Linked DNA regions of Homo sapiens: region 2 is linked to region 1. Evidence: chromatin loops called from intact Hi-C (ENCODE). Cell type or tissue: endothelial cell of umbilical vein. All regions are shown on one strand. Each heading gives the region's core, and the rest is flanking DNA. Links, peaks and the distances in the headings are about the cores only. Region 1 overlaps RPTOR (regulatory associated protein of MTOR complex 1). Region 2 overlaps RPTOR (regulatory associated protein of MTOR complex 1).

What was found. Peaks named below come from ENCODE experiments on the same cell type or tissue, not always from the same donor. Only the 100,000 strongest peaks of a DNase experiment are listed, where the experiment ranks them.
Region 2: a loop joins it to region 1, with 10 times the contacts of the local background. A loop is called at or near these places in 2 of 110 quality-filtered maps.

Annotation. Positions count from the first base shown.
Region 1 is chr17:80,569,483-80,584,698 of GRCh38, reverse strand. The region is part of intron 1 of RPTOR (regulatory associated protein of MTOR complex 1); the gene reads right to left. LOC105371922 (a long non-coding RNA gene) reads left to right here. Exons shown (of 5, transcript XR_007065932.1): 2 at 4,732-4,895. Among named protein-coding and RNA genes, the nearest start is that of RPTOR, 32 kb to the right of the region's middle. RefSeq lists an enhancer at 9,056-9,350. In endothelial cell of umbilical vein, for the core only: a CTCF peak has its summit at 9,211 (motif pointing right); a DNase peak (open chromatin) is centred at 9,178.
Region 2 is chr17:80,924,743-80,939,436 of GRCh38, reverse strand. It overlaps RPTOR (regulatory associated protein of MTOR complex 1), which reads right to left. Exons shown (of 34, transcript NM_020761.3): 24 at 13,957-14,067. Among named protein-coding and RNA genes, the nearest start is that of CHMP6, 60 kb to the left of the region's middle. In endothelial cell of umbilical vein, for the core only: a CTCF peak has its summit at 11,313; a DNase peak (open chromatin) is centred at 11,396; H3K27ac peaks cover 1,516 bases.

The sequences.
Region 1 (15,216 bases), core at 6,899-11,898:
AAGCTGAATTCTGCGGTGGGCCAGTCTCAGATAAGGGGAAGCCCCAAAGAAGTCAAAAGGGGAAAGGTTGTGGGAAAAATGAAACACAGGAAAAGGACTTTCTCTGCCATTTTATTGAGACATGGTAAACGGAGTAACACATAAAGGAAAAATCGCACTCCTGGCAGAGTCTTCCCTCCATCCGCAGATGATGATTCTGGAGGTTTTTATAGCAGTGGTCCTCTTTGTTCTCGGTGGTCAGGAGAATTTCCACAGGGCTTTTTCCCAGAAGAATTCCACTCATCTTGAAAGGCAGTTATTTATGAGTCACCTTATAAGGTTTAAATTATTATTTTTTCATTTTTTTTTAGCTCCCCTGAGTTCTGACCTTAAAAGCTCAAAGAAAAATTCAGCACTTCACAACCCTCCTCTGAAACCCCCAGGTGACTAGTTTCTCTAGAGCTCTCAGTAAAAATCCAACACACAGAAACTAAAAACCCCATCAAAGTGCAATTCAAGTCAGGACACTGATTCCCCTTCACTGCTGAGAAAGAACTCAGCATCAGATGACAACACTCAAGATAAAAGCGGGGGTCTCCTCGGCCTGGCTCAGCCCGCACTGCCTGGCTCCAGCTCCCTGCTGGGTCCCCCTGCGCCATGCCCCTGACCTCTGCAGAGCAGGCCCCACAGCCAGGTCTGGGAGCAAACAACCAACAGCACCTTCACCGCCTGCAGCCACAGGCAGCTGCCCGAGGACAGGAGGCAGAGGGTGACCACTGCAGAGCTGGGGGACACCCTCCGCCACTGCCTCAGTGACATGGACACCTGGGCAAAGGTCTCTTTCTCCACTCATCATGGGCCAAATAAGAGCACATTAGGTACCCCTTGCCTCCTCCTGACCAACGGCAGGGCTGGAGGCAGCTGCACCTGCATATCATCGGAGAGCTGATTCCGGGGGTGCATTCTCGTTTCTACTCTACAATAGCTTTCCTCAGGGGAACCTGCAGCACTTTCCAGAGACGTCCTTGTTATTCCCCCTTCACTACCGGGTTGGGAGGCCAGTGGATGATCCTCACAGTACAGATGAAGACTGAAGGCAAGAGGCGGGACGGCTCCCGGGAGCATAGGTGCTGGGCCCAGAGGTAGCACAGGCTCCTGCCAGCCCTCAAGAGGCCTCCACCAGCTCACAAGGTCCCACGTGGGACAGGCCTCAGAAAGAGGCAGTGAACAGCTGGGCGCAGTGGCTCACACCTATAATCCCGGCACTTTGGGAGGCTAAGGCTTGCAGATCACTTGAGGTCAGGAGTTTGGGACCAGCCTGGCCAACATGGCAAAACCCCATCTCTACTAAATGTAGAAAAATTAGCCTGGCATGATGGTGCCCACCTGTAATCCCAGCTACTCAGGAGGCTGAGGCAGGGGAGAATCACTTGAACCAAGGAAGCAGAAGCTGCAATGAGCGGTGATCGCGCCACTGCACTCCAGCCTGGGCAACAGAGCAAGACTCTGTCTCAAAAAAAAAAAAAAAAAAAAAAAACAGGAAAGAGGCAGTGGACAGGGACCACAGTTAGCATTTTCTAACAAACAGCTTGGTTGACAACTGCCTTTATGTGTACTGAAAGTATAACTGAGAATATTTAGCCAGGCGTGGTGGCGCATGCCTGGGGTCCCAGCTACTCAGGAGGCTGAAGTGAGAGGATTGCTTGAACCTGGGAGGTGAAAGTTGCAGTGAGCCAAGATCACACCACTGCACTCTGTCAAGCCTGGGTGATAGAGTGGGACCCCGTCTCAAAAAAAAAAAAAGAAAAAAAAAGAAAGAATAATAGAGACTAAAAATTGTGAAAAATTTTTCTAATAGATTTAAAACAGCCCATTTGGCCATGCGCGGTGGCTCACGCCTGTAATCCCAGCACTTTGGGAGGCTGAGGCGGGCGGATCACGAGGTCAAGAGATCGAGACCATCCTGGCCAACATGGTGAAACCCCGTCTCTATTGAAAATATAAAAATTAGCCAGGCATGGTGGCGGGCGCCTGTAGTCCCAACTACTCGGGAGGCTGAGGCAGGAGAATCGCTTGAACCCAGGAGACGGAGGTTGCAGTGAGCCGAGATCACGCCATTGCACTCCAGCCTGGGCAACAGAGCAAGACGCTGTCTCAAAAAAAAAAAAAAAAAAAAAAGCCCATTTGTCTGACCGCTGTCACCCTCACACTCAAGCATATGTGTCAGATGCACACATGTATGTGCGATCAGAGAGGGCCGTGCAGCTCAGGGAAGCAGGATCTGCGTCCACACAGTCCAATTGTTCAGGGAACAGAAAAGAAGTGGTTCCAACCTGCTGGGTCTGCACTCAGGGACTTGGCAACAGTGCTCCTTTTATTCACATCAATCACAGTACACACGCATTCTTACCCCACCTTACAGGAAACTGATGTTCTGAGTGTTTAAAGGTTCAACCCATCTAAGTCCACAAGCCAGGAATCAGCTGAGCTGTCCTCTGAATCCAGGTCCACCTAGTAACCACGCTTCCACCACAAGCATCTTTCCAGCAACATAGAAATCCCGTGACATCCTGAGAGGGGTCATTTAGTTCCTCCTGGAATGTTCAATGAGTGAGATGAGGCTGTTTGTCCCATGGCAGTGTCCACTTGCAGCTGGCCCTCAGAAGCCATGGCCAGAGCTCTCCCTCTCTAGTGCCCAGGGCAGCACTTCTCAGCCTGGAAAGGAGTATCCAAGTTCCTCCAGAGCCTTCTCTCTCCTTCAACATCCCCAGCCCTCTGCAACTCTCCCTAAGGGGAGCTGCTTCCAGGTTTCTCAGGGTCCTAGATCACTCCCCTTGGCCACCATTTCTCAGGTGTGCTCTGTGAATGCAGCTCAAAATAGAAGGTCCAGAAGAAAATCAGATGCTCCATGAGCAGTCTCCACTGCAGAGAATAACAGGGATCCACAGGCCCGATGTGCAGTATCCACTGCAGAGAATAGCAGGCATGCACTGGCCCAATGTGCAGTCTCCACTGCAGAGAATAACAGGCATGCACTGGCCCGATGTGCAGTCTCCACTGCAGAGAATAGCAGGCATGCACTGGCCCGATGTGCGGTCTCCACTGCAGAGAATAGCAGGCATGCACTGGCCCGATGTGCGGTCTCCACTGCAGAGAATAGCAGGCATGCACTGGCCCGATGTGCGGTATCCACTGCAGAGAATAGCAGGCATGCACTGGCCTGATGTGCGGTCTCCACTGCAGAGAATAGCAGGCATGCACTGGCCCGATGTGCAGTCTCCACTGCAGAGAATAACAGGGATCCACAGGCCCAAAAATGGACAATGATTAAGGCCACCACATACACAGCGGCTTTCACAGGAATGGCTAAATGTTTACCTGCATTTACGCAATTGATGGGACAAATAAAGGGGGAAGGAAGGAAGGAAGAAAGAAAGCAAGGGAGGAAGGGAGCAAGGGAGAGAAAGGGAAGACTAAATGCAGGACTTTCAAAGTATCTCTGTTATATTTTACCACAATCTGCCAGCATGTCATCCTTTCAAGATTGGAGTAAATCACGAGTCTTTCATCTACATTAGTACCTGTCCTTCCCAGCTTTATATCATCAGCACTCAGTAATCACGCCTTCCAAATCTGTATCCAACACACTGACGAAAATGATGAATAGGAAAGGTTCAATCACAGAGCCCCAAGCCACACTTCCAAGGGGACCTTCCTCTAGGTTGGAAGAGGAACAAAACAATTCTCAGGATGTGGGTGGCCACAGATTCACCTAGTATGAAAGGCCACACAGGCTAGGCATGGTGGCTCATGCCTGCAACCCCAGCACTTTAGGAGGCTGAGATGGGAGGATCACTTTAGCTCAGAAGTTTGAGACCAGCCTAGGCAACATAGGGAGACCCCGTATCTACAAAAAATAAAAATAAAAAATTAGCCGGGTATGGTGGCATGCACCTGTGGTCCCAGCTACTCGGGAGGCTGAGGTGGGAAGATTGCTGGAGCTGAGGAGTTCGAGGCTACAGCGAACTGTGATTATGCCACTGCACTCCACCCCAGGCAACGGAGTGGGACCCTGTCTCCAAAACAAAACACAAAAAACCCCACACGGGTCACTCTTCACTGTTTTACTTACAAGTGGACGAAGGGCATAAACAATTAAACATAATGAAACTGACCCATAAACATATGTAAAAATACTCAACTACACTAATAATCGAAAAGTATAATTAAAACAATGAAACGGTCAAGCGTCTACTTAATTGCAAAGGTATTTTCAAATGGCAATGCCCAGGGCTGGCAGCCGAGCCAGGAAAAAGCCTCCCTCAGACCCCACGAGCGGGCACATAAAATGGGACAAACTTCCCAAACAGCAATTTTGCAAAACGTGCCAATTCCCCTAAAGGTTATTTATTATTTATCCAGTTATTTCTATCACTTCCAGAAACCATACTGAGAAAATAACCAGAAATCTGAACAAAGATTTATACACTGTCTCATCATAACATGAGTTATAATATTAAAAAATCAGAAGCAACCTAAATGTCTAATAGCACAAAAGTGGTTAAATTATTGGTAATTCCCAATAATGAAATATATGCATGTATTTCCAAAGAGTCTCCTGAAAAAGGAGATGAGATCAGGAAACATGCCTGACCGTGAGGAAGCCATGATTGCACATAGTATTTGGCCCTTTCTTTTCTAAGTAGTTGTAAGTCAATTATTTTAAAATTCTAGTTCTCTTTCTAAATACAGAAGCAAAGCAGCCCATGATAGATGCCGTGCTGAGGCTCCTCTCCCTAGGCAGCACTGCATCAGGAATAATCCCACACTCAGCATCCTTGGAATGAGAAGTATAAAGAGGAGGAGAAGTTCATCTCAGAACTTCAAAAAGACCTGCGCTGAAATCCTCGACTCTAGTAAGTGACACTTAACTACCCCACATGCAGATTTTTAAGAACATGGCTTACAAAAAAGGTTGAACTTTTTCATTTACATGGATCCCAGACCCCTCGGAAATATCTTAATTTACTCTCTTAGTTTAAAAGAATAGTCCTTGGGCAAGGCCAGCAGGCTCACAGTGATGTGGACATAAGGCTCCCGCCTCTGGGAGAGAGAAAAGACTAGATCCTCTTCCTTGCCTCCAGCCATCGTGACGTGGGCTTCTCTGGGCTTCAGTCAGGTGTGAAGTGTTGTTGTGGCAAAAACCTCTTGCCATAAAGATCAGGAAGGGCCGGGCATGGTGGCTCACGCCTATGATCCCAGCACTTTGGGAGGCTGAGGCAGGCGGATCACCTGAGGTCGGGAGTTCGAAACCAGCCTGACCAACATGGAGAAACCCTGCCTCTACTAAAAATACAAAATTAGCCAGAGTGGTGGTGCATGCCTGTAATCCCAGCTACTCAGGGGGCTGAGGCAGAAGAATCGCTTGAACCCGGGAGGCGGAGGTTGCGGTGAGCCGAGATCGCACCATTGCACTCCAGCCTGGGCAACAAGAGCGAAACTCCATCTCAAAATAAATAAATAAATAAATAAACAAATAAATAAATAAAAGATCAGGAAGGGATCCACAAAGTCCTTGAGGCCCTAACTCGGGCAAAGCACAGGAGGCTCAGATCCCATATGTAAATAATAACCCCGAGTACCTGTGCAGAGTACCAATGCAGAGTACCTGTGTAAGGTAGTTATAAGTTGCAAGGGGACAAAGCAAGTAAGGAGAGTTGCAAGGGGACAAAACAAAACCTTAAAATTACTGCTACCACATGAAGTTCAAACCTGTCCAGCACCCTCCAGGGAGGCTGGCAGGCGAGGAGGGAGGATGGTTCCCTTCCCAGCTGCCGGCCGCCCCCATGCCCTCCTGCTTCCTTCTGCTCCCAGGCCCCTGCACTGTGCACTTAGCAGCGGTGCCAGCAAGCGCCAGGCTGTGTCCCTACCTCAGTGGCCCAAGCCCCAGCTCACTGGGTCCCTTCTCTAGCCATCTAGATTTAAGTAACTCCAGCCTCTTCTATTTGTTCCCCCAGCCCTAGCAGCAGCACCTGCCTCCTGTAGTTACCGTCTCAGTCAAGGTTTCCTTTTGGCCCTTTCAGCCCCTCGAAAGCCTGTAAAACCAGTTCCCCACCTAAATCCGCTTGGTTGAGATACCTGGTGTGTTTTCTGTCTTCTTTACTGGATCTTGGTGGATACACCTTCTAATGCTTCAACTCAAAGAGAAAAGACACACATAAATCAGAAGCAACAGAGCCCACGGAAAGCAGCCACGTCTGTCCTGTTGTTTGGCCATGTTGGGAAGCTGGACAGCTTGTGTTGATCAGAAATCACGACTGCAAGATACCCTGTGTTCCCTCAGCTGACACGCCACTTTGGAGACAGTCAGGCCTGAGTTCAGGGGACCTTCTGCAAATTACTTCACCTCTCAAGCCTTCAATTTCCTCCCTTGAAACTCAGGACCAAAGCAGTGCCAACATCGCAATGACTGTTGACATCTGGAGTGAAATGTACCACCCCCCCAACCACTCACTCATGAAAGATCCTTTACTCCACACTAAACAACCCAGCTCCCTGACTTAAGTTCCTCAGATGACGGTTTGCATCCCTTCACTATCTCAGCCACGCACCTTGAATAAATTCCAATGTAACGTGCAATCTTTTTAAAGAGGGCGCTTCTTTAGAGACAGCTCATGAGCAGAGAGGCTATCTCCGCCCTCAGTCTGGATGCTGCACTCTGTGAACACAGCCAGGGTCTGACGCATTTGACTGCGCCGCACATCACAGCGTCAGGCCATATTTTGCCTTCAATCAGCTAAAATAACCTAAACATGTTTGCATAAGCCTAAGAAGTGTTCAAACTGACACTGCTTCATTAAGCGTAGGTCTTCCAGATTACAAAGAAAGCCCATTCTGCATCTTGGCTATTCACCCTCTCCCTCCAGGAAGGCTGCAGGTCCAAGGCCCTTCGAAGAGAATGGCACTGGAGATGGGCATGAAGCCCAGCTCCAGAGCTGGACTGCAGCTTCCACACAGTTTGACACCCTGGCCATGACACCCTGCTGCTACCTCTTTATCTATTGCTTGATGAAAAGTATAGACTGTACACTTATCCAATTCTTCAGTGACTTCCGTGGAAAGGACTGTAAATAAGCTGGAGAGTCAGGCGCAATGGCTCACGCCTCTAATGCCAGCATTTTGGGAGGCCGAGGCAGGGGGACTGCTTGAGCCCAGCAGTTCAAGACAAGCCTGGGCCACATAGGAAGACCCTAGCTCTATAAAAAAAATGTAAAACTTGCCAGGTGTGGTGGCATGCACCTGTAGGTCCCAGCTGTCCTCAAAGTCTAAAAGAAAACATCACTCTAGAATTCCATCCCTAGGAAAAATACCTTTCAAGAATGACAACTGAGGCCGGGTGTGGTGGCTCATGCCTATAATCACAGCACTTTGGGAGGCCAGTTCAGATGGATTGCCTGAGGTCAGGAGTTCAAGATTAGCCTGACCAACACGGTGAAACCCATCTCTACTAAAAATACAAAATTAGCCAGACATGGTGGTGCATGCCTGTAATTTCAGCTACTTGGGAGGATGAGGCTGGAGAATCATTTGAACCTGGGAGGCAGAGGTTGCAGCGAGCTGAGATCGTGCCACTGCACTCCAGCCTGGGCAAAAAGAGCGAAGCTTCATCTCAAAAAAAAAAAAAAAGAATTATGACTGAATAAAGACATTTTCAGAGGCCAGGCATGGGAGCTCACGCCTGTAATCCCAGCATTTTGGGAGGCCAAGGTATGTGGATCGCCTGAGCCCATGAGTTCGAGACAAGCCTGGGCCACAGGGCAAAACCCCGTCTCTACAAAAAATACAAAAATTAGCTGGGTGTGGTGGTACACACCTGCTGTCCCAGCTACACAACAGTCTGAGTTGGGAGGATGGCTTGAACCCAGGAGGTGGAGGTTGCAGTGAGCCAAGGTCATGCCACTTTACTCTAGCCTGGATAACAGAGCGAGACCCTGTCTCAAAAAAACAAAAACACACAAACAAAAAAGATATTTTCAGACTAACGAAGTGAATGTGGCATCAGTAGACCGTCATGAGAAAAGAATTCTGAAGTCTTTCAGTCAAAGTAGGTGGCCCCATAGGAAAGTTCTGAGACGCTAAAGGAAAGGAGAGCGAAGAGTCAAAAGCATGTGCATCAGCCTGAAAGAACAATGACTGCCGAAAACAAGGATGGTAACTTGGGATGTTAAAAATAAAATACTGTACACAGCAATACTCACATACAAGAAACAAACGGATTAAATAATTTCCTAAGTCTTGGGTTGTCTAAGAAAAGAATAAAGGTCATGACGGACGTTGTACTTTTTTCAGTATTCCTACTGTAATTTCTAAGAAACCATTACAAGAGAAAAACAGTGCACTGCTTCAAAAATAGTAAAAGGGAAGAAATTAAATATTTTCAATCTATAAAAAGGCATTTAAAAAAACATTACAGGAAGGACAAATAGAAAGCACAAAAGAGATGGCAGATTTAGGCCCCAATGGCTGTAAGTAGACTAAGTGCTCCAACTGAAAGACAAAAATCATCAGACTGATCTGTTTTAATCCAACTACAAGCTGTTTATAGGAGACATATGAAAAATACAAGGCTACAGAAGTGTTGACTTATATAAAAGGACAAATAAACAAGACTGACACTAACCAAGAGAAAACTGGTGTAACTATCCTGAGACAAAACAGACTGTAAGGCAAAAAGTTTTATTAGGGATAAAGAGTCACTTTACAACAATATAGACTCCAATTTACCAGGAAGATACAACAGTTTTACAACAATATGGCCTCAAAATATAAATGAAGCACAAATGGGCAGAGAATTCTATCTAAATATGTCTAATAAGGAGAATAGACATATTTACAATGATGGTGAGAAGTGTTAATACACCTCTCTGTTACTGATAGAAACAGTCAAAAAAATCAGTAAAGTGTAAATGATTTGTACACCACAAATAAAATATTTGACTTAATGGACACGTATAAAAGGTGGCACCAACAGCTGTAGACACGCATCGTGTTCAAGTACACAGGGAACATTTACAAAAACTGACCACGCACGGGCCTATAAGGGACAGAGCAGCTGAAATTCCAAGCGTGTGCATGCATGTATGCACACGTGTGCACACAGCGGTGCAACCTACACCATCCACAACACGAGGGGGCGCCATTCGCACATGGCAACGGTGTGGATGGCTCCCCCTACAGACGTGCGGTGCACCTGCTACTGCCCTGCTGACAGACGTCTACTGATCAAAATGCAATTAAGAAATCAAAAATAAATCCTAGAAAAAGTCTTCTATGTTTAAAAATTACAACACTTTTAAATAATAAATTGATCAAGTCAAAATAAAATTTAGAGAATAATTTGAACTGAACAAAAATACTGTATATCCAGCCAGGCATGGTGGCTCATGCCTATAATCCCAGCACTTTGGGAGGCCAAGGCGGAAGGAGCCAGGATTCAAGACCAGCCTGGGTAACACAGGGAGACCTCGTCTCTGAAATACATAAATATATTTTTAAAAACTACTACTTGTTGAATGCCATTAAGCATTTACATTTCTAAATGCTAAGTGCATACACTAGAAAAGACAAATGGCTGAAAACTAATAAGGTAAGTACTCATCTCAAGAATCTCCCCCTCAAGAATGGCGGAAAAGGTAATAAAACAAACCCAAGGAAAGTAGAAAAAAGGAAATAATAAGATATAAAATAAACTAGGGGGCCAGGCATGGTGGCTCACATCCGTAATCCCAGCACTTTGGGAGGCCAGGGCAGGAGGATCACTCGAGGCCAAGGAGTTCAAGATGAGCCTAAGAAACATAAGAAGACCCTGTCTCTACAAAAAAAAAAAAAAAAATTAAATAAGCTGGGCTTGGTGGCACACATCTGTAGTCCCAGCTACTTGGGAGGCTAAGCGGGGAAGACCGCTTGAGCTCAGGAGTTCAAAGCTGCAGTGAGCCATGATCGCACCACTGCACTCCAGCCTGGGTGACAAAGCAAGATCTTGTCTCAAAAAAACAACAACAAAAAAGAGTGGACGCACAAATCTCAATGTCAGGAATAAAAAGGAAACATTACTACAGTCCCATTGACTTTAAAAAGATCACAAGAGGATGTTACAAACAACTTTATGCCTATAAATTTGAAACCTAGATGAAATAGACAAAGTCTTCTTAAAATGTAACTTGCCAAAACTGACTCAAAAAGAAAAAAAAAACCGGCCGGGCGCGGTGGCTCACGCCTGTAATCCCAGCACTTTGGGAGGCTGAGGCGGGTGGATCATGAGGTCAGGAGATCGAGACCATCCTGGCTAACAAGGTGAAACCCCGTCTCTACTAAAAAAATACAAAAAATTAGCCGGGCGCGGTGGCGGGCGCCTGTAGTCCCAGCTACTCGGGAGGCTGAGGCAGGAGAATGGCGTGAACCCGGGAAGCGGAGCTTGCAGTGAGCCGAGATTGCGCCACTGCAGTCCGCAGTCCGGCCTGGGCGACAGAGCGAGACTCCGTCTCAAAAAAAAAAAAAAAAAGAAAAAAGAAAAAAAAAACCATCTTAAAAGCTTAAATCAGAACTTTAAAAATTTTTTTACAAACAACACTTTCGGATTACATGACCTTATGGGCAAGTTCTACCAGGCATTTGTGGGACAAGTTATTCCCAACCTGGACACGAACTCTCGGGAACTCAAGAATTGACATGAAGCCCAAAACTTCCCCCGACCCAGGCATGTGGGCAGACAGCTGTAGGGCTGACTCTTGCAGCCCTGCTGCCCTGGAAATGCACCAGTTAAGATAAATGGGGAAGGCCAGTGCTAGGAGCTGGTTCTCCATCTGGGTTCCCATGAGCCTTCTGATCTGTGGGATGTCCTGGAGTAGAGGGGTGTAAGGTGGCCTCATGATTAGAATGACACTCAAGACCAGCATGAAACCACGGCTGGCTCCTCTGCATCCACACCCCTTACATAACTGCATCCGATCCCCAGCAGCCTTACACACTCTTCAGGATCAAGGGGGCAGGAAGCTGTGTGCATGGCTGCCAGGGCTCCTGATGACATGGAGATATCATGAATGCTGCATATAAAGCAATATAAAAAATAATTTTTACTCTTATATACCTACCAAATAACAGGCTAAAAACTTAAATTTTTTAAAGTTGCCTCTTAGGACAGCATCAAAATAATATCAAGTACTTAAAAGAATTCCAACAAAAGATGGGCAACACCTCTACAGGGAAAAGCATATAACTTAATTCAGGGAAATTAAAGAAGACCTATCTAAATAAGAGATATGCCATGTGTGTGGACCAGAAGTCTCAATTCTGAAAAGATATCAAATCTGTCCAAATTGATGTATAGGCTCAGTGCAATCCCAATCAAATACCCCCCAAATTTTCTTTCTTTGAACTCGTCAAGCTAATTGTTAAACCTATATGAAGAACAAAAGAACAAGAATAGCCAAGACATTCTCAAGAAAAACAAGTGCTTCCTTCACACATTTTTTATAAAGCCCTAGTAATTAAAGCAGACAGAGTGGTGCTAGGGCTGACCAATGACACCAGCAGATCAATGGGATAAACAGCAAGTCCCAAACAGACCTACTTGGCCTACGACAGAGCACTGCAACTGAGGAAGAAGGATGAGCTTTTCACAAAAATCTACTAAGACAACTAGATATCCACATGGGAAACTAGATCCCCACCTTAAACCATACACAAAGTTTATACAAAACTTAAACAGGAAAGAAAAAGCATAAAGCCTTAACAGATAATACAGATTAACTTCATGCCATCAAGGGAGAAAGAGAGTTCCTAAATAAGATGCAAAAAAAGCACCAACCTTTAAAGGAACAGACTGATTATCAGACCATATTAAAATGGAGAATGTCAAAAGACCCCATAAGGAACATGAAAAAACAAGCCTCCGAGTGGAAAGATTTTGAGATTTGTTTTTGGTTTTGGTTTTTTAGAGAGAGGGTCTCACTCTGTCACCCAGGCTGGAGTGTGCTGGTGCGATCTCGACTCACTGCAGCCTGGAACTGCTGGGATCAAGCCATCCTCCTGCCTCAGCCTCCCAAGTAGCTGAGACTGCAGGTGTGCACCACCATGCCCGGCTACTTTTTTTGTTTGTTTGTTTTTGAGAGATGGGGTTTCACTATGTTGCCCAGGCTGGGAGGTATTTATAATACATATTCAAAATATATAAAAGCTCCTAAAATCAGTAAGAAAAACACAACTCAACAGAAAACTGGGCAAAAGACTTGAACAGGCATTTTTTTAAAAAAAAGAAGAAAATATATAATTATCTTATATCCTATGCCTGCTTAGGTGTACCAGAATATATAAGAATGCTCATTTGTCCCAGGAGTTCGAGACCAGCCTGGGAAACATGGCAAAACCCCATCTCTACAAAAAAATACAAAGAAAAATTAGCCAGGCATGATGGCACCTGCCTGTAGTCCTGGCTACTTGGGAGGCTGAGGTGGGAAGATCACCTGACCGTGGGAGGTCAAGGCTGCAGTGAGCCGTGATGGTGCCACTGCACTCCCACCTGGGTGACAGAGTGAGACGCAGTCTCTAAAATAAATATGTAATGCTAATTTCAACATTGTTCAGCAGTAGAATGGATAAGTAAATTGTGATGTACACATGAAATGAGATATTACATAGAAGTAAACAACATATATTCAAGCACCTGATTTTTTTGTTTAAAAGAATTTAAAATAGTTACTCTATCCCTACAGCATACCTAAATGTTTTTCTCAACCACCTGATTCTTATCAATACGATACTGAGAAAAGAAGCAACACACGAAAACGCAAGTACAACTTTTAGAGACGCACAGGTAGGAAAACCATTAAGAAAAGTGAAGAGGCTGGGCATAGTGGCTCATGCCTATAATCCCAGCACTTTGGGAGGCCAAGGCAGGCAGATTGCTTGAGCTCAGGAGTTTGAGAGGAGCCTGGACAACACGGTGAAGCCCTGTCTCTACAAAAAATGCAAAAATTAGCTTGGTGTGGTGGTGTGCACCTGCAGTCTCAGTTACCCGGGAAGCTGAGGTGAGAGGATCAATTGAGCCCAGGAGGTCGAGGCTGCAGTGAGCTATGATCACACCACCGCACTCCAGTCTGGGAGACAGAATGAGACCCGATCTCAAAAGAAAAGTGAAGAGATAATTATTGCCAACAAAAGGAAGAAAAGTATTTGCCTCTTTAAGAAAAGGAGTAACTGGGATCAAGGTGCAACACATAAAGAAGTCCTAGGGTACTGAAATATTCTATATCTTGACTGGGCTGGGGGCACACAGATGTTTTTATAAATACTGATGGAATTGTAAATAGATGTTTTCTGTATTCTTTACTTCCTAATTTCAAAAAAGAAAGAAATCAAATCAGACTAGAAAGGACCTTCTTAAACAAAATAGCTAAATGAAAAGAACAATTAGACCATTTTCTATAGGACATGAACAATGATTAACACTGAAAGAGGATTTCTGTATAATTAACTAAACCTTTAAGGTAGCCAGCCAAATCCCGCACTCTGGCACTACATGACTGAGTGCCCAATTTAGATCTGTAACACCAAAACAGGGGAGGATTTTATCCTTAAATCCTCTTACGTGTTTAACAATTATTTCAGTTTCAACCTCTGACCTACCTGGCGTTATAAAGCCCAAGTGAAATGCAAATGTTTCTATCAGAGAAAGGAGAAACTCTAAATCTAGCCTTGCAAATTAGTTGTCTAGGGATCATGAAAGCTGAACTCTTCCAAACTTTAATCTGTACTATTAATGTGATACACCAATGTAATCTTAAATATTAATGCTGTGTGTAAGTTGGAAAGTGAAACTCCACTGGGGGGGATAATTAGGTTCAGTGAAAGAACAACTCATTAATACATAACAACTTATTCACTGTAAAGAATCAACCATCAGGCCCAGCATGGTAGCTCACGCCTGTAATCCCAGCACTTTGGGAGGCCGAGGCAGGCAGATCACTTGAGGTCAGGAGTTTGAGACCAGCCTGGCCAACATGGTAAAACCCCATCTCTACTAAAAATACAAAAATTAGCCAGGCATGGTGGTGGATACCCGTAGTCCCAGATGTTCCGGAGGCTGAGGCAGGAGAATCGCTTAAACCCAGGAGGCGGAGGTTGCAGTGAGCCGAGACTGCACCATTGCACTCCAGCCTGGGTGACAGAGTGAGACTCTGTCTCAAAAAGATAAAAAATAAAAATAAAAAAATCAACCATCAGCTACTCTAACCTACTTAATAAAAGGTGATCCCGTCACGCATCATTCATCTATCTGGCACTTTCTTTCATTTGCCCCTTCTATATCATACTTGGGGGGACTACCACTTCCAGGAAAAGATGGACTAAGTAGGAACAGCCTAGCCCTCCCACCATACACAACTAGAAAACTGAACACAATACATAAAACACTTCTTCAGGCATTGAACAACGAGTCATACAGGAACGTGGTCCCTGAGCGGGAAGACAAATGAGGTGTGCCCCGTGACACAGGAGCTTTCTGCATGGAGACAGGGGCCCATGCAGACCGTGACAGTCACTGAGCTGAGGAGAGAGAGGTCTGAGTTCATGATGGCCACAGCAGCCAGAATGAGAGCGGCAGAGTAACAAGGAGGAGACAGCCACACGGAGGAGGCAGAAACGGAGCTGGGCTCCTTGAGTCCCTGCCTGAAGGCAAGGCAGGGCGTGCTGCTGGTGAGACTCCAGGAGGCCAGGCAAAGAGCAGCCACAGGGGCAGGAGAAGCGGAGCAGGGTGAGAAACATTCAAGCTCCAACGAGGAAGAATTAAGGGACCTCATGAAGCACCCACGACCCTCACGGAGACTCAGAAAGGCCACAACGTTAGGCACAGGGCTAAACTAGACCAAAAGTAAAGGCTTCTCTAGACTAGGGGTCACCAAATTTCCTGCTGTAAAGGGGCAGATAATAAATACTTTAGGCTTTGTGGGACATATAGATTTTGCCTCAACTTCTCAACTTTACCACTGTCACATGAAATCAACATAGACCATCCACAAACAATGGGACTGTGTTCCAGAAGACTTTATTTATAAAAACAAGCAAGGGGCCATAGTTTTCCAATCCTGACCTAGACCTGCTTTTATTTATTTATTCATTCATTCATTCATTCATTTTTTTGAGACAGAGTCTCGCTCTGTTGCCCAGGCTGGAGTACAATGG
Region 2 (14,694 bases), core at 9,166-14,165, 350 kb before region 1:
CCCTGAGCAAAGGTCTTCATTCACTTCAGGGCCTTTGCGTGCATGCGTGTGTGTGCGTGTGTGCGAGTGCGTGCATGTGTCTGTGTGTGTGCACGCACATGTGGGTTGGGGTGTGCACGTTCAGCGTCTAGGAGAGGTCCACACTTGGCAAATACTAACTAGGATTTAATTGACTTTCCGCGGGAGGATGGCCACTTGTCTGGGTTACGCAGATGCATTTCCTTAAGCATACATGCCGTCCAGTCAATCTGGCTAATTCTGTTCCTTGCTAAGAAACTAAGACTTGTGAAGACCCAAAATATAAAATAAATGAAATAAACAAGGTAAGAACCCTAATTCCTTTTGGCTAAAAGCAACTCTGTCTCGACAAAGGAAAAAGAGAGCCTGCATTAGTTATTAAAAAGTCGCTTTCTCTGATAGAAGAAATGGGAATAAAGACTATGGCGCATGGCCGTGTTTGCGTCCTTGCACGTAAATGTGGCGGAGAAAGAAAACGGTTTCTCCGTGTGGAGTTTTAGGCGGTCGTTGTAGGTGGTTATCATGTGCAAATGCTTACAGAGCATTCTTTGTGTCTCTTCCTCGAATGCTTTGTGTCAGCTCTGATTACAAAACAGAAACAGGCAAGCCCCAAACCTCATGTCTGACCCCGTGCTCATGGGTGGCTGTGGCTCAGTTCCTAGCATTTGATTGCTCTGCTTCCTTCTTTTTCTTCTTAAAAGTCACAAAACCACACTCGATAAAACAGCAACAACACAGCAAAAAAGACATCCAAACCCGGAAACAGTAACCACAAAAGGTGTCAAATGGCTCCCTCCGCACATTTTCTGATTTAGAAATAATCCCGCAACGGCAAATGGGATAGACTGTGGATTCTTAGCAACCAGTTTCACTTGACGACAATCCTGAGCTTATTAGAAAAGAAATGACAAATGGTAAATAACATAGAACAGTAATAAGAAAAAACCCGCGGTGGAAAGACTCAAAGCTGTGCAGGAACAGAGACATTGCACTTTAATGAGACTCGGGCTTCTCTGGGAATAAATTAGAGGAAGAGTCTAGAAGGAACTTTCGAGTGGGAAGGGAGAGGAACTGATGGGAATTCCAGCTCCTTGGCCCGGCACTCTATGGTCCTGGGCCTGAGCTCAGGCAAAGAATCCAGACGTGGGGGGTAGAAATGGGGCGGCTTCAGAGCCTCAGCTCCAAAGACAACAAAGACGACTGCAAGGTTGAGAGGGGGCCCATGCCAGAACAGGGAGGGGCACAGGACGCCCGGAGACAGGAGCTGAGGGGTTTCAGGGGGCCCCACACTTGTCCTGTTGCCACGGCACTGCAAGGGCCCTCTCCCGGCCCAGGGGCTTCTGCCTGTAGGGGTAGGGGCCGCCACTTCCCTAATCTGAGCTCTAGGAGAGAGCCCACAGCCTTCCTTTACAGCCCTTGCTGGGCTGGGAAGAGACTTTCTGAACGGGACGCGGTTCCGGAACCACCCCAAGTGTCTGTGTCAGGACAACCAGCTATGACCACGAGGGTCACAGGACAAGCATGGGCAGAAGTGGAGGTGCGGCGTGAGGCAGGAGGGAGAGCGGTGGATGGAGAGGCCAGGGGAAGGCAGAGATGCCGTGGAAGATGCGGGCACCCACCCTGGGAAACTAGGATGTGACCGCCGCTCAGCACGGAGGCAGCAAATGACACCGCAGCTCTTCATCATCGGCTCTGTCGCCTCCTCTCCACCTGTTTCTCTTCAGGCTGAATAAAGGCTTTTCAGTAAAAAAGGGCCCAGGCCCAGTGCAGGCTGAGCCTCCCTGTAAACAGAGCTCCTGGAGGCTGTGGGTGCCGCTGATCCTGTTACATGATGAGGATCTTGACACTCCTGTACCTCTTGGCTTCCACTCAGACAGAAACCAATTACGATTCTGAAGCCTCCCACAGAGGCTTCAGCTGAAAGCCAATGAAACACAACTCCTTTCCTGTTGCAAAGAAAAACCTGGGGCTCAGGAATAAAGGGAGATTAGAGGTTCCCCAGAAGACTTACGGGAAAGCAGCAGTTTGGGGCAGTTTTGGGATAAATTCTTATCCGGGGAATCTGGGAGCCTTAGAGCTGAGTCTTATCTTCAATCCCTCTGAATTTAGAAAGGTTCAAGGTGCAGGGGATAAAATTCAAAACAGGTACATGACTATCAAGATTGAGAAAGACTTGGGTGAAGGCAAAAGGGGAGAGGCACCCATGGGAAAAGATCGCTAACACATTAAACGCTCACACTGCCAGCTCCCTCCCTCTCCACCCGCTTAGCTCCTGATGACCTGAAGTGAGGGCAAATTTGCCTCTGTGATGTGCTTTTCCCCTTGACGCTTTTTATTATTTTCCCCACGGTTTAGCAACAAACTATCCCCTCCCCACTGAACAATAAAGTCCCCTCCGTGGACAGAGGCAGCAGAGGAAGAGGCGGAAGAGGTAGTGGTGTGCGTCGTGAGTCCACAGGCAACAGAGGTGATTTGATTCTGCCAGTGTCTCGTGTACATTACGTCCAAGGACACAGCCTTTGTGTTACCACAAATCGCCAAGCTGTGGAGGGGGGAGAAGCTCTGAATGAAGCTCGGAGCTTGCTATGCACGTTCACTCCTCAACAAGGCATTTACATCATCTTTCATGTGACTTCAGCACAAGAGGGAAAAGAGTTTCTTCTCCCCGCAACATGAGGTTGATGAAGATGTAACTTACGTACAGTGAATTTCGCCCTCTGTAGGTACAGGCGGAGTTTTGATAAATGTGGAAGATATAGAACAGTTCCACACAGTTTTGCCTTCCCTGGAATGTTGTATACATGGATCATACAGGATACAGTCTTTTGAGCAGCTTCTTCCATTTAGCATGATACACTTGAGATGCATCTGTGCCACTGCGTTTATCAATAGTTTATTTAAATATTGTTCTGATGAGTCTTTCATTGTATGGTTGTATCAGCTTCTCTCTTTACGAGGTGAAGGAAACTTGGGTTGTTTCCAGTTTTTGGTGACTATGAATACAGTCACTATAAACATTCACATACAGGTTTCTGAATGAACATGTTTTCACTTCTCTTGGTGAATATCCAGGAGTAGAATGGTTAGGTTGCATGGTAGGCATACGTTTAACTTTGTAAGAAACTGACAACCTTTTCCAAGGTGTCTGTAGCATCTTGTAGTTGCAGTAGCCAAGAATGAGGGTTTCAGATGCTCCGTGTCCCTTGCCAACACTTGGTAGATTTTAAGATTCGAGACATTCTAACAGGTGTGTAGTGGGATCTCACTGCAGGGGTCCGTACTTTCCCGTGATTAAGATCCTTAACAATGAGCATCATTCCATGTCCTTATTTGCCACCTGTATATCTTCTTTGGTGGGGTGTCTGTAAAATCTTTCGCCACTGTTTTTTAATTGGGCTGCTTATTTCCTTTATCATGGAATTTTGAGGGTTATGTATAACAGCCACAAGATCTTAATCTTACGTGTTTTATAATTTTCGCTCTGTCTGTGACTTGTCTTTTCATTTTCTTAACTGTCTTTAAAAAGCAGTTTTTAATTTTGATGAAGCCCAACTTATCGTTTTTTTCTTTTTTGACTTGTACTTTTTGCATCTTATTAAAGAAGACATTGCCTAACCTACAAGGTCAGAAATATTTTTTTTTCTGTTTCCTTCTAGAAGTTTTATAGTTTTAGGTTTCACACTTAGGGCTATGATTCACTCTGAGTTAATTGTTGTATAAGGTGTGAAGTACTGATCGAGGTTCTTCTTTTTATTTTTTTTGACAACTGGTTGTTAATTGCTCCAGTACCAATGGTTGAAAAGAGTATCCTTTCTCCATTGAATTGAATTGTTTTTGCACCTTTGTTGAAAATCAATTGAACATATTTGTGTAGACCAATTTCTGGGCTCTCTATTCTGTTCCATTGATCTACGCATCTAACCTTTCACCAATCCCACACCATCTTGATTACTTTTTTTATAGCAAGTCTTGAAATAAGATAGTGTGAGGCTTCTAACTTTGTTCTTCTAGTTCAAAATTGTTCTGGTTATTTTAGTTTCCTTTTCCCCATAAATTTTAGAATAAACTTCTCTATTTTTACCAAAAAAAATCCTATTGGGGTTTTGATTGGGGTTGCATTGATCTATGTATCAATTTAGGGAGAACTGGAATCTTAATATTATTGAGTCTTCTAAACCAGGAGCATGGTCTCCATTTACTTAGACCTTTTCATTTCTTTCATCAGTGTTTTATATTTTTCAGAATACATATCTTTCACATATTTTGAAAAAAGATTTATACTTAAGTATTTCATGTATTTTGGTGCTATTTTGAATGGTACTGATGTTAAATTTCAATGTCCAATTGCTCATATGGAAATACAACTGATTTTTGTATAATGCCTTTTTTTTTTTTTTTGAGACAGGGTCTTGCAGTGCTGCCCAGGCTGGTCTTGAACTCTTGGACTCAAGCGATCCTCCTTGCCTTGGCCTCCTAAAGTGCTGGATTACAGGCATGAGCCACTGTGCCTGGCTGGAGCTTGTTAATACGATGCTGAGGACTTGGGAATCTGTGTTTTTTATTCTTGTGATATCTTTGGTTTTGATATCAGAAAAATGCTGCCTTCATATACTGAGTTGGGAAGTGTTCACTCCTTTTAATTTTCTGTGACAGGTTGTGCAGAAGTGGTATTATTTCCTCCTTAAAGGTTTGGTACAGTTGCCAGCGAAACTTTCTGGGTCAGAAGTTTTCTGTGTTGAGTTTTTAGTTAAAAACTCATTTTCTTGGCTAGATGCAGTGGCTCACATCCATAATCCCAGCACTTTGAGAGGCTGAGGTGGCTGCTTGAGCCCAGAAGTTTGAGACCAGTCTGAGCAACATAGCGAGTCCCCATCTCTGTAAACAATTTCAAAATTCGCTGTGTCTGGTGGTGCATGCCTGTAGTCCCAGCTCCTGGGGAGGAAGAGGTGGGAGGGTCTCTCGAGTCCAGGAGATTGAGGTTGCAAAGATCAATGATCACACCGCTGAACCCCAGCCTGGGCAACAGAATGAGACCCCATCTCAAACAAAACAAAACAAGAAAACTTCATTTTCTTTAATAGACAGGAACTATTCAGGTTATCTCTTTGCTATTGAATGACGTTTGGTAGTAATCTCTTCCAAGGAATTTGTCTATTTCATCTAAATTTTAGAGTTTATGCACATAAAGTAGTGATGGAAGGTATTGCACCGCTGAACCCCAGCCTGGGCAACAGAATGAGACCCCATCTGAAACAAAACAAAGCAAGAAAACTTCATTTCCTTTAATAGACAGGAACTATTCAGGTTATCTCTTTGCTACTGAATGACGTTTGGTAGTAATCTCTTCCAAGGAATTTGTCTATTTCATCTAAATTTTAGAGTTTTATGGACATAAAGTAGTGATGGAAGGTATTGCACCGCTGAACCCCAGCCTGGGCAACAGAATGAGACCCCATCTCAAACAAAACAAAGCAAGAAAACTTCATTTTCTTTAATAGACAGGAACTATTCAGGTTATCTCTTTGCTATCAAATGACGCTGGGTAGTAATCTCTTCCAAGGAATTTGTCTATCTCGCCTAAATTGTAGAGTTTATAGGCATAAAGCAGTGACGGAAGGTATATTTCTGGGCTCTCAATTCAAATCCATTGACCTATATGTCTGCTCTTAAGCCAATGCCATGGTATCTTAATTAGTGCAGCTATGTAGTAAGTTTTGAAATCAGGAAGCGTGAGTTGTTCAGTATGTTTGTCTCTTACATTTTTCTTTTGTTATTCTGGGTCCCTTATATTGCCATACAAATTTTAGTATCAGCTTGTCAATTTTTGCAAAAAAGGCTGCCAGGGATGGTGCTGAATCTGTAGAGCTATTTGGGGAGTTCTGCCAACTTAATGTTAGTCTTCTGACCTATGAATGTGTGATTTCTTTCCCTTTATTTAAGTCTTCTTTAGTATCATTCAATAATGTTTCAGTACAAGTCTTACATTTCTTTTACTAGGTTTATTCTTAAGCATTTTATTATTTTTGCTATGATTATAAATGAAAGTGTTTTCTTGATTGCATTTTTAGGGTTTTCATTACTAGTGTAGGGGATTCTGATACAAATGGTTACTGGATATTGAGCTTGTGGGTACAATACTGCTGCATTGGTTTTTAAGTTCTGATACTCTATTAAAATGGATTTTGAATGATTTTCAATATTCAGGATCATGTCATCTGTGAACAGAGATGGCTTTATTCTTCTTTCCAATATGATATGTTTTATTTCTTTTGCTCGCCTAACTTCCCTGGCTATAATTTCCAGTTCAGTGTTGAAGACAAGTGGCAAGAGAGGATATGTTTGTCTTGTTACCTTCTTTTGGGAAAGATATTTTTGTGTGTACAGAATTCTAGGTTGACAGTTTCTTTCAGCACTTTAAAGATATTACTGGACTATCTCTGTCTTACACAGTTTCTAATGAGAAGTCTGTGGTGATTCTTGTCCTTGTTCCCCTGTAAGTAATGTGTCCTTTTGCTCCAGAGGTCTTCAAGGTTTTCTCTTTATCTTTGGTTTGTGGTGGCTTAGATATGTGTCCAGCTGTGTGTGTATATGTGTGTGTGCACGTGCATGTGTGTGTCTGTATATACCATGATTTGGGATCTTTGCTGGATCTGTGGTTAGATGTTGGACTGCTTTGTACTGTCCTGAAGCTCTCAGATGATCTGCAATCCTGTTTGTTTTTTTCCCACTCTTTGTAGTCTTTGTGCTTCATTTTGGGTACTTTCTATAGACCTGTCTTTAAATTCACTGATTTTTTTCCTTGGCTATTTGAGGTCACAGATAGGCCTCTGGGGGGCATTCACTTGACTCTTTCTTAGTGTCCAACTCTCTGCTGAAATCCCTCATCTGTTCATGTTTGTTGTCTACCTTTGCTGTCAATGCCTTTAGGTCATATTAATCTTGGTTATTTCCACTCCATCTCTGATAGTTCCAACATCTGGGTTGCCCTTGGGTCTTTCTCTGCTTTGTCTCTTGATGGCAGGCGTGTTTGTCTTATATTTTTGGGGGCATCTCATACTTTTCCTTTGTTCTTTTTAGTAGACATGAGGTCTTGCTGCGTTGCCAAGGCTAGTCTTGAACTCCTGGGCTCAAGTGATCCTCTTGTCTTGGCCTTCCAAAGTGCTGGGATAACAGGTGTGAGCCACCATGCCCAGCCTCTCCTAATTTCTGAATGAATTCCAGACTTCATGTGTAGAACAGCAGAGACTAAGGTGTATATATATATATATATATGCATGCCTGGAAATGGGTGTGCCTCTATTACTAGACTGTTAAAGAGTTCAGTCAATCTAGCGAGGCACTGAAATGGGCTTGGGTTTTACTGTTGCCATGGTGACACTCAGCATGTGGCCAGCTTCGGATTCCTCTCACACTACCTCATGCTTCAAGCAGGGCCTGGGTTTCGGGAGGGTTTTTGCCAGGGTTCCCACCCCACCCTCCCTTGGTTTTTGGCTTTCCTCGTGTGTCTGCACCTTGGGGGGCTTCTCTCTCTATGCTCCTGTGCCCCTGCTACAGCTCGACTGCTGTGCCTGCTGCCTGGAGCCTGCTAGCCTGTTGGAAGGGTCCGAAGGGCTCTCTGTTGCTCTAGCCCAGACTCTGACTGAGGCAGGGCCTGTGTCTCTGGGTCTCAGGGTGGAACCTTCTCAGTGACTCTGTCCTGCTCCCTGCAGTGTGCCACACGTGGCAGGTCCTCGCCCTGCTGGAGATGGAAGGTTTTCTTTTGCAGTTCTTCTGTGGCAGTGGGTCTTCGCCTGTGCTCTGGGGGCGACAGGGTTTGCTGTCTTTCATCAGGAGCTGCAGGTTATGTTCTGTGGGGAGCAGCACAGGAGAGCCTGCTGCGGGCCCACACCTCTGAGGGGCTCTTCTCGTGTCCCACCTCAATCTTCTGGGTGAGGGCCCAGTGGACGTCCATGGCCTGTGCAGCCTGTGGCTCCCAAAGGTTTGAGATTCTCCATTGGTCCAGGTTTAGCCTTGCGCAAACCACTGCCAATTTCAGGTGAGCATTTCTCCCTGCTGGCCCCTTCTGCTCTGCTGCAGGGAACTGGTGCTCATGGTCCGGCTCTCCTTGGAGGCACCTCTTCCCTTCCCTGCTGGGCAACTCACTTCCCCTGCCACCTCAGCTCTCTGATGAGTTCAGGAAAAGTCAGAATTTTATAGCTTTTCTGCCCTTTTCTTATTTCCAAGGTGGGAGTGGTGCTCTTTCCAGCTGTCTGCAGGCGGAGGTGGAACCAGGCTGCGGCTTTTACCAGAGCAATATTTCCCATACGCTTGAGGCCGAAGGAACTGCCCACAGGACCCTCTGCACGTGCAGCCAAGCAAAACCAGGATGAAACTCTCTAAGAATGCACGGTTAGAATAACCACGTATTTAATTTAAACAACACTGAATAATCACAGTGTTCTCTAAAACAAGCCTGTCTGACTTGGCTGATAAACCTGACCCCTGACTGTTTAACACTCAGCAGTAATTTACCAGACAGGCGCTGGCACTACAGCCAAGTGTGGAGAAAGGTGAGCAGAATGGCACTGCACGGTCCCTGCCCCAGCTGTGGGAGGAAGCTGTCCTGCTGCCTCGGAGACTGCGAGCACCAGAGTCCAGCTGGTGGTGGCTGAGTGGAAACAAAGTCAGAGAAGCTACGTCTCCCACTTCCACCCACCAAGTGTGTTCTTCACGCAGCTTCCATCCAAAACCAACGACTTATTCTATTCTGGTCTTCCTGGAGGGGAATCGACCTATCCATTTGCTTTCCTTCTGAACTTTCCAGGAAAGAACAGGAAGCACCCATTTTAGAAGCTGCAGCTGGGGTGGAGCCAGCTGTCCTCCTGAGGCGGGTGAAGCCCACAGCAGACTGAAGTGGATAAGCTGAAGATGAGCTGAGGATGAGCTGGGGATGAGCTGGGGATGAGCTGGGGATGAGCTGGGGATGAGCTGAGGATGAGCTGGGGATGAGGATGAGCTGAGGATGAGCTGGGGATGAGCTGAGAATGAGCTGAGCTGAGCTGGGGATGAGCTGAGGATGAGCTGGGGATGAGCTGAGGATGAGCTGAGGATGAGCTGAGCTGAGCTGGGGATGAGCTGAAGATGAGCTAAGGATGAGCAGGGGATGAGCTGAGGATGAGCTGGGGATGAGCTGAGCTGAGGATGAGCTGGGGATGAGCTGAGGATGAGCTGGGGATGAGCTGGGCATGAGCTGGGGATGAGCTGGGCATGAGCTGGGGATGAGCTGAGCTGGGGATGAGCTGAGGAGCAGCTGGGGATGAGTTGAGGATGAGCTGGGGATGAGTTGAGGATGCGCTGGGGATGAGCTGGGGATGAGGATGAGCTGAACTGAACTGAGGATGAGCTGGGGATGAGCCAGGGATGAGCTGAGGATGAGCCGAGGATGAGCCAAGGATGAACTGAGCTGAGGGTGGCACGAGGGGACTTCTCAGGCTCTGCCTGCTGCAGGTTTATATAAAGAATGTCACACAGAGTGTCATTCTCAGAGGAGAAAAACAAAACAAAACAGAAAAAGTCATTTTTGTGGGAGAATCTATGACAGGATGCTCAATGTTCACTGCATAGTGAGAAAAGCGGGACCGGAAGCCATGCAGGCAGGGCAACCCCAGTGCTGGGAGGGAACCCTGCGTGGGGACTATGGCCATCTCAAGTCGCTCCTTCACTGCCTGAGTTTCTAATGGTGCACTGAAACCCCAGCTGCACAGCCGCAGATCTGATGACGGGCAGTGCAGCTTCCGCATCCACCCTAGAGGAGCAGATGCTCTCAGGGCAAAACAAGATCCCCATGCTCTGCGGAGCCGCCAAACGGAAATCCCCACTGTAGCTTTAAGGGCTGTGTGAAATAAACTGGGTTCTGCGTGTGATGCCTCCCAACAGCGTATCGACTCTTAAAGCTTTTTATAATTAAAAATGGTATTTTAGTCTGTTTTAAATTGCAAAACTAATAACTGTTCTTTCTAAAAAATTCAAATCATCCAGAAGTAAATGATGAAAAAAAGAACAGTCCCCTTGCCTGGCTCCAACTCCACCTTCTAGAAGTCACTGTGTGGCCAGCCTGCTGTGTAACTGGCCAAGCCTCCTCCCGTGCTTGTTCCAGTCTACAGAAGCACAGAGCTCGTGCAAGCATTTTGTACAATTTGATTATTTTACCTTTTGGATCAAGGACATCCAACCAAGTCCTCATAGAAAGATACAACTTAAAGAATTTTAATGGTTGTATAGTATTCTAACCCATGGATCCATCATTTTAAATTAACTCTCCTACTAAGTGATTCTTTTCAACTTTTTCCCATTACAAATCATGTTATCATGAACATCTCCGGGCAGAACCCTTTCATGGACATGTATATTAGTGGTTTTTAAGAATATATGCCTCCTAGCAGGATTGCTGGCTTTGCAGGTATACCCTTTTCTAATCCTGACAGTTACTGCTTAATTGCCCTAAGCAAAGGGAGTACTGGACCCACCCACCAACAGTGTCTGAGAGTTCACATGCCCCTACAGCCTTGTAGGGATTGATTCTCTGGATAGAATCAATTTTTGAAACCTTCCAACTGAGAGAAGAAAAAAGTTGTATGACTTTTGTAATCAGAACACAATTCAATACATCTTTTTCTTTCTTAAGCACACGGCAGACCATTTTTAATATTCTTTTGTGGTTTCTAATGTAGACACGAGCTCCGTAAACCAACATGGGAAGAAAGGAGGTTGCTTCACCAATCAAAGGTGAGCCGCAGACAGAACACGGCTCTTTCTAGTCATACGGACCTGTACGAAATCTGACGGTGAACTAATAAAAACGTTAGCAGACGCTGTCCTTACCACGGTGTCCTTGGATGCTCATCCTGCTAATCGCTAGTTGCATGTCAGTGTAAACTGGTCATTATTTTGTGACCTGGTAACTGTTTTAGTTTCTTATATACCTTGAAGCAGTTTCGGGTTTGCAGTTCTTCTGTTCTTTTTTAGGTTCAATCCTAGCCTTAGAGCTATTTTTAGTTTACATGTGAAGCAGGCTAATAACAAGAAGTTCCTAATGCAGCTCGTTACACAAATGTCATTAGATGATGAATTAAATCAGTAAAAGAATACCTTTATGAATACCACCTAGAAAAAGTAGGAAAACAATTTTTTTTTTAAACAAGAGAAAACACGTCCTGCTTCCTCTTCTGAAGTTTGGAAAAGGTCTCTAATGTTAAAGACACTCCTAAGACTGCAGTTGCTATCAGGAGTTACAGACGACGCCGACCACAACACGGCGCTCTTTTCCATCATGACACCCAGAGCCTGTTGTTTCAACGACAACCAAGTGAGCATTTGTTTTCAAATACTTGGCAGGGGCAGAGGAAGACAATCATTTACTCATTCAGCAACCGTTTCCTGATCAACCTCCTGTGTGATGGCAGCTCCTACATGGATCCCCTTGGACTAATCTCCTCTGCAGTGTCCACACAGCAGGACCTGCTGGCAGGGCCAGACCACAAGGCTGACACCCTCCAGCTCCTCCGTGCGGGCGGGAATTCTCAGATGTGCAAATGGAGGAGATGAGGGCAGGCGGAGGAGGGGCTGCTAATCTGAAGAAAGGGAGAGGAGACGCTGGCTTGGGGCTTGCACACACCGGAACAAATAGACACACACACACAGACACACAGAAACACACAGACACACACACGAGATACACATACACACATACAGAGATACACACACACATCACACAGACAGACACAGGGATACACACACACACATAGAGACAGACAGACAGACAGACAGACAGACACACACACGGCCTTCCACATGCCTCTGGGGAACTTCCTCCTGCAATCAGCTGCTGTGTACTTAAAAATGCTTAGGAAAGGAAAGCAAATCCTTTGGGGAAAAGTCAAATTCATTTTTAAGTTTAAGAGCAATGAGTTTTGGATTATCTATGCCATTCCTCTTTCATCATAGGATAGATGACTGAGAATAGGCATTTTTCAAGGACTTCAAGAAAAGCCTCTCGTTATCACACCAAGAAATTACCAACATGTACAGCCACTGCCATCCCAGCAAGAGCGAAGACCAGACCATGTGGGTTTCTTAGTCGCCTGACCTTGTCTGCCTTAAGCACGAGACCGCATCAAGGACACCAAGCTTGTTAACATTAGACTAAATTCCATTGACTTTTCAACAGACTGGGCCGCAGTTCTAGAGGACGGCCTGGCACCCCTGGCACAGTGTCCAGCCACCTCCCAGCTCTGGCTCACTCAGAGTTTGGGTGGCTCCTGCTTCCTGCATCCAATTCCAGGATTTGTGTATGCTTTCCTTTCCTAACCAGAAGCCTCCTAGTGATGGGAAGGGGCACTTCCCTCTGTCTGCAGGGGCCGCCACCCTCATGCCACCCGCAGGTAAGCAGCGGTGAGCCCAGCAGGTGGGCCTGGTGAGGGGCTTCTGACTAGGACTGAATCCACCAGCCTCAATGATCTCCTGGGGTTTGTTTCTTTGATTCTTTTCCCCCGACTCTAAAGGTGCTTCGTGCTTAGTGTAGAAACTGCAGAAGAGGCACAAAAGAAGCCCAATTCAGTGCAGTCGTGGGTGGCGCCATTTGCGAATCTCTAGTTAGGAGCGGGCTCTGCTGGTCTCCGTCGTATGCACATCTGTGTCTGTATGAGAAGCACGGCTGTGATTGTTCTGTAAATCTGGCTTCTTGGTCTGCATTTTGCATTTTTTCTTTTTAAGGAATGTTGTCATGAGCGCTTCCTTAGGACACTATTTTTAATGTTTAACTTTTCAGTAGCTCCAATAATATCTCATCAAATATTTCATAACTTTTTAACTATTCACCCTCTGTGGACATTTAAGTGAATCTCAATTTTCGTTCTTAGAAACAACACGGAAGTCATCTACATCTCTGATTATTTTCTCAAGACAGTATTTTAGCAGATTCATGACTGGGTCAAAGGGAACGGCTATTTAAGGCGTTTGATGCTTCCCGGCAAGACGCTTTCTAGAACAGCCAGGCCACTGTCCACCCAGGTTCATGTGAGAAGAGGGAGGCGAACTCCTCTCTCTTTGCAGTAAAGGGGCTCCGTAGTTCAAGCTTCATGGCTTGCCTGCCTCAGGGGCTGCCTGATGGTTCTGTTTTTATGAACAGAAATCAGCATTCACTATGAAGACAGGACCACAGGGACTGAGCTGTCATGGGGTCCAAATACCATTCACAGAGATGACTAAGACGCAAGCTTGATATACAATCGAGAATAAGCTGAGAGTTTCAGCTTTCAATTATATATGAGGGAAGAGGCAGGTTTGCTCAGAATGCACTTTAGATTTATAGAAAATCTCCACGAGTCCCTGCTGGGCCCTGGCAGAGAGATGAGCACTGGGACTGTGCTGACAAAGCAGCTCCCGCCCCATTCCTCGAAGAGGCCGAGAGCCGCCGCCCTGCCCCAGCCTGCAGGAACACAGCCACTGCGTCCACAGCACACGGCGCTTGTTAGGGCTGTGTCAGGGTTGAGCCTCAGAGATGGTCTTGTGGTGTAACCCCAAATGCGCTAGGATTGGCTGCAGCAGGCTGCGTCTAACAGTCCCCAGACCTCGGAGCCACGCAAGCGTGGCCTTGGGATGGGCCTCGAGTGATCCTCACCATTAGGGAGTGGGAAGGCCTGTGGTGACCCTGTCAGTTAAGGCAAAGTGACACCTGTCACACTGGGAAGCTCCAGCGAGGCAGGTTTTCTCTTTTCGTTTGGCGACAGGAAGGTAAGTGAAGTTTGTTTCTTCTGCGGTTCTACCTCAACCGTGACCATCACTACCACGACCACAATGGGACGCTCCCACAGCCACAAGCCTTGAGCGTTTATGCTCAAAGAAGTGGGACAGACACATGTTCGCTAGGACTCTACTCTGAACCCCACACCCCGGGCGCACCTTCATGACGGGCTGGGCAAAATAGCGGGCGCTCCAGTCGCAGAACCCCGTCTGCACCGTGGCGGAGATGAAACTTTTGTGTCCAGCAGCATCGTCCGCGTCGTCCGCAGTCTTCAGGGTTTAAGCAGGAGGGTTGGAAGGAAAAAGAAACACCAGTCAGTCATGCCACTCCTGAGCTCAAAAGAGCTGCAGCTGGGGACAAAGGCGCTGCCGGGAGCACCGGGCTGCCCCTAAGGACGGCACTTCTGTGCTCTGCTCACTTCCGTATCCTGGTGACCAAGAACCCCTGAACGTCTGGCCAGGGATTGAGGGGCCCGGGCTGTGAAGTGTGAGCCACGTCGGTCCCACCATCCCCAGGGCCGACCCAGCACAGCTCCCAAGTCAATTCTAACTGACTGTTCAGACAATGCCACGTGCGTCCATGTGTGCTGGTTTATCAACCCCCAAAAAGCCTCTGCCGCTTGGTTCCAGGACAGCTCCTGTGATGGCCCCGTGACACCAGACTGAGAGCGGGGACTCCCATGTGAAGTGGCCTGGACGGAGCGCACAGCTTTGCAGGCCGGCTGGAGCTCCCAGCTACTGGAGAAAGAGGATGTGGAGCTGAGGAGGACTGAGCTTTGGGTGTTTCCTGTTGTGGAACCTGTGGCGGCCAGGGCTGTCAGAGTCTGTGTGTGCTTGTGGAGTGAGGCTGGGCACCAGGGGTCTCCTGTGCCACGCCATGTGGCCTGCTGGCGTCTC